2 separate regions of the Homo sapiens genome follow, and region 2 is linked to region 1. Evidence: read pairs that join two places in POLR2A ChIA-PET (ENCODE). Cell type or tissue: PC-3. All regions are shown on one strand.

Region 1 (2,500 bases):
TATTAAAGGCTGAAAAAAAAGGAAAGAAATTCACAAATAAATATGATCTGATTATAGCTATGCACCATTACTATTTGATGAAACCACATTAATTCAGCTTTCACTAATTTCAAATTTATAATTGTTGGGGCATGGTAGAGATTGAAATTCAGCTTTTACTCACTATGAATAAAACTAAATGAACTGAAGCTACAAACAACTCAGGGCTTTCAAGAACCCCTTACTGCCTTTCTAAAAATGAGAAACTCAGAAATGTACACCATATTAACAGAATTTATTAATTTCAGGTATGTAAGTCAAGAAAAATACATTTTTCCTATACTTTCATTTGTAACAAAGTGGGCTGAATTATTTATTCAAATTAAGCTACTACAGTTCCCTCCCATTTACCTAAACATCTAAAATGCTAATGCTGCTAATAAAATAGCAGTAGTAGTAGAGGCAGTGCAGTGTTAATGCTAATGGTAGTGTCCATTCATTGATTTCTTAAGCCTCTGTGCCAATCTCTATTATCATTTCCAACCTCGCCCCTATGCACTTTTCACTGCAGGGCTGAGTTCTCTACACAAATCCTGCTTTGTATGCCTTTGAATCCTTTATCAGGTTGGAATAATCTTTCCAATTTTGTCTAGCTAACTCCTATTCAACCTTTGAAACTCAGCTCAGGTTTCATATCCTCGGGGAAACCCCTAATCCCCTGGTTCTCAGGGTATCTACAGCACTAGGGAATAGGTGATAGCACTGTAATGTTAGGCTAGATCTCCTTTTCTACCTCCACTACTTATCTGTAAATCACTTGTAGTCAGGAATCACATCTTACCTTATTATGCATCCAAACAGCTATCATTAGAAGAGACAGTCAATATATTACTTATTGAATGAATGAGTCAGGCACTATACCAGGAATTTAATTATGGTAAAACAAATACTTTAAAATTTTACTGCTAAAAATAGCTTGAGAGATGGAATATAACATGATCAAGGTCTCATGGTTACTGGGTGATGGAATCAGAAATAAATCCAGGCCTGCTGGGTTTCAGGCCAGGTGACCCTACGCTTTCAACTCAAAGTGTTATCTTAGATTCTTAGGTCTTAGATTCTTGGATGGGATCTCTTCCAGTTTTAGAATAAAGCCACTTCTCTCTGGCCAACTGAGGAGTCAATTTTAAGCATGCAAACTGGGATTTCAGTTAAAAAATAAAAATTATTTTAGTGTTACAAATTGTCAGTGAAGGACTTTCTCAAAGCTTTAATCATATAAATAGTTTGACATCTCTAAGGTAGCAGTTCTCAATTTCATATTGTGGATTATTTCACGAGAGGAAAAAAGAGTGACCAACTCCATCTATACCCACTATGTCACTGAAAAGAAACCTCATCATGACTCATGGGAAGAATGGCATCTGAAAAAATACTTAAGAAATGTCACAAGTAAATTATTAATCCATGCCATAAAACAGACTACAGATACTGTCATATTATAAACCTTAGAATTTCAAGAAACCAGCTGGAAGACCACCCAGAGAATCCTAGAAGACCATCAGTGGTCTATGGGGACCATACTTTGAGAACTACCGTTATAAGAAATGAAACTGCTTCCTCCTCAGGAACTTCATCTTTTTGTTGGGGGAACACACTGTCCTTCAAGCCAAAAACATCAAAGTATTAAGACCTCTAAATTCTTCTAAAATACTGTCATAACCCCAAACTACCTTGTTCATGGGATGTAGTCATGTAGTTGTAAATGCAGATCTGCTTATCTATTGTTGGTGTATAGGAATGCTTGTGATTTTTGCACATTGATTTTCTATCCTGAGACTGTGGAAGTTGCTTATCAGCTTAAGGAGTTTTGGGGCTAAGACACTGGGGTTTTCTAAATACAGAATCATGTCATCTGCAAACAGAGACAATATGACTTCCTCTCTTCCTATTTGAATATCCTTTTTTCTTTCTCTTGCCTGATTGCCCTGGCCAGAGCTTCCAATATTTTCACATGTGCTTACTGGTCATTCACATATATTCTTTTATAAAGTGTCTATACAAGTTTTTTTACCTGTTTATCATTGGATTCTTTGTCACATTATTACTGATTAATAAAGAGTACTGTATATATTCTAAAGGCAAATTCTTTGTCAGATATATGCATCACAAATATTTTTTGCCTGTAAGCTGCCTTTTCATTTTCTTGACAGTATCTTTCAGAGTGCAAGTTTTTTAATGTTGGTGAAGTTCAATGTATCACTTTTTCTTTTGTTGTTCTTCATGCTTTCTATGTTCTATCTAAGAAGTCTGTCTAACTGAGGTCATGATATTTGGTGAAAGGGGCATCCTTGACTTGTTCTCATTCTTAAGGTGAAGGTTTTCTCCTACACATTTTTCTAGAAGTTTAATAATTTTAGCTATTTTAATATTTGCACATGGCACGAAGAAAGGATTGAGATTGTTTTTCCACATGGATACCCAGTTGCTTCAGCACCATTTGTTATAAATAACCTTTCCC
Region 2 (2,500 bases), 500 kb after region 1:
AAATGTTATTAATATATTCTTTCCTGTGTATATTAGGTTGTGAAAAATTGCTGCTGCCGCTGCTGTTACTATTTTAATGAGCAAAGTTCTTGCAGCTCTTTTTATGACAGCTACATTTGTTTGCAAGCTGTTTGGCTTTGGCTAGGGGTGTAGACAGCAGTTTTGGAATGAAATGCATCTGTAGGAAGCCAGCAGGTCCTAAGGGGATCATACCCTTGACCTTGGTCTCATTCACATGTTGCCCTGAGCAACCAAACTAATTGCCCATTATTTAGCAGATTAGATCAACAAGGCCTAAAAGAGTTATTAATAATATCCCAAAGATAGGAACTCTCACTGGGGCAACACTTAGGCAGTAGAAGAGTCAATTTAAGTATTTTGAGATATTTTGAGTATTTTTCATTTAGGCAAATCAACTTCTAAGATAGCAGGTGTGTATGTGTATGTAGATAGACCTGTGATCATGTTAACCAAATTCCTTAAGGGTAACTAAGATAGCATATCCTTTGTTAGAAGTCAAAGAGGTCTGTCTAGCTGTGGCTGTGATTTTGTGATATTGAGTAAATGGCTTCTTTTCTCTAGATACCAGCTTTCCTATTTGTCAAACAGGGGTTAGATTTGCATTACCTAAGCAGCAAATTAAGAGTTTAGACTTTTCCATCAGAGTTCCTCAACCAGCATAAAGGAGTATTTGAGTACCTTGGGGGATCTCGGATCATAGCCTAAAGCTTTACAAGAGCAAAATTTTGTTGAAGTCATTTTTTATTTATCTAAAAATTCACATAAATGTTGCACTCTCCTCCACATCATATTCATGTTTATTGTATAGTGTATTATTTTCCCCAAGTTGAGTAAAACCAACCCATCAGGAAAATGCACGATGATTATCTTGGGCTTCTAGTAACTCCTGGCAGTCCCCCAGGAAGATGTAGGCACATACCATTTTGAAACTCTTCGCACCAAGTGATCTAGTGTTGGCTATAGCACTCTCAACTTCTCCACTGTTCAGCAAAGCCTAATAGCCGAATGTACTTTGTATATGGAGGAGATAACATGGATAACAGCAAAAAGAATGGACTTGTGCAAGTTGTTCCTTGCTATTTTAAAAAGGTCCCCAAACCACCTTTGGCTTTATCTATCCAGTAAGTTGTAGTCATGAGTTTTAAACTGGCTCTTGGGAGCTCTGAGCGTACCAGGCATATCACTGGGGGAGTGGCTGAGCTTTGGTTTTATATTTAGAAAATCAGATTGGGGTTGCACTGCTTTTAGAACTCTAGGCCTTCATAATATGGACTCTTAATAAGTCAAACTTATATTTTGCTTACTTTAGTTGATGTAACATCCAGTTAGTTCTATGTTGGTAAGTTTGTGGCTACAATGTGGTTGGTGACACAAGGATGACTAGTTTAGGATACAATGTCAAAATAGCCCAAGCAGGGGTTCTAAAAGAAAACCTGAGTTCATGTACAAAACAGACATTGGAAGCACAGACACAACCTTATTCAATGAAAGAAAATTTAAGGATATTATTTGCTTCTGTAACTATTATTATTTAAAAATTTGAAGATTAGGAAGGAGTTTATAGTCTTTCTTTTAAGTTTAGGATTTCTCCCACCACCTTATCATGATTATTTTATAAGGGATCTCGTATGGTACTAGAGCAAATTGTTACTATTTCTTCCTAGAGAACATGTTGCAAAATGTTTCAGGAACATTTCTTGGTAACATAAAGTGACTAAGCAAATTCCAGAAAATTCTATTGTTTGTAAGTTGAAAAATCATCCTATAATCCCTTTCAAGTCAACATTAGCGCTCTTTATCAAGAAAGAGTCCATTCTCAAGACATTAAGACTCAAATGCCTAGAAGTGATTGGTTAAAATACTGTAAACCTAGCGGAAATTTGTTGCATTGTTTTCTATAAACCATAACCAGAGCTCATTAATTGAAAAACAAATGTCATTTTGTGTTAGCTAGCATCTATAAACCAAAAAGGTACAGTGATCCTGGCATGTGATGGGCAATAAAAACATCAGCAAAATGTATCAGGTAAAATTGAGAGGAAGGAGTGGGGAGGGGTAAATTCAAAACCATATTGGAGTTTACTGCCAGGGCCCCACATAAAGAGTTTTAATGAGGCTTCTGCATCAAAATAAGTGAAACCATACGGAATTGTAATTATTACTGCAGTGTATTTTAAGTACAGATACACCTAAGAAGCAGTTTTTACATTAACATGTCTATCTGTGTGAACTCCATACTTCTGCAGGGGGCACACGTTGGCGTTTTAAGTGCGACTTCTTTCTGATACACGCTGTTCACATTATTCTGGTTCTTCTTATATGATCTAAATATTGAACTTAATGCATACAGAAGTGCCCTGCCCATCGCTGTTAGTTCTGCCAGCTCAAGGTCACCTGGATGCCCTGCAATGCAGAGGCTGCCTGAGGAACGTCTGTGGCCTCCATTTGGCCTCTGTATTGTACGAGGCAGGGCACAAGC

The links. ChIA-PET counts read pairs that join two places held together with the same protein. Peaks named below come from ENCODE experiments on the same cell type or tissue, not always from the same donor. Only the 100,000 strongest peaks of a DNase experiment are listed, where the experiment ranks them.
Region 2: POLR2A ChIA-PET joins it to region 1 with 9 read pairs; 1 of 35 experiments calls an interaction of 5 or more read pairs at or near these places.

Annotation. Positions count from the first base shown.
Region 1 is chr6:45,043,693-45,046,192 of GRCh38, forward strand. All of the region lies in intron 3 of SUPT3H (SPT3 homolog, SAGA and STAGA complex component), which reads right to left. Among named protein-coding and RNA genes, the nearest start is that of MIR586, 150 kb to the right of the region's middle. In PC-3, no CTCF peak of the experiment used is centred here; a DNase peak (open chromatin) is centred at 1,389; H3K27ac peaks cover 879 bases.
Region 2 is chr6:45,542,313-45,544,812 of GRCh38, forward strand. All of the region lies in intron 7 of RUNX2 (RUNX family transcription factor 2), which reads left to right. Among named protein-coding and RNA genes, the nearest start is that of RUNX2-AS1, 33 kb to the right of the region's middle. In PC-3, no CTCF peak of the experiment used is centred here; a DNase peak (open chromatin) is centred at 1,369; H3K27ac peaks cover 1,576 bases.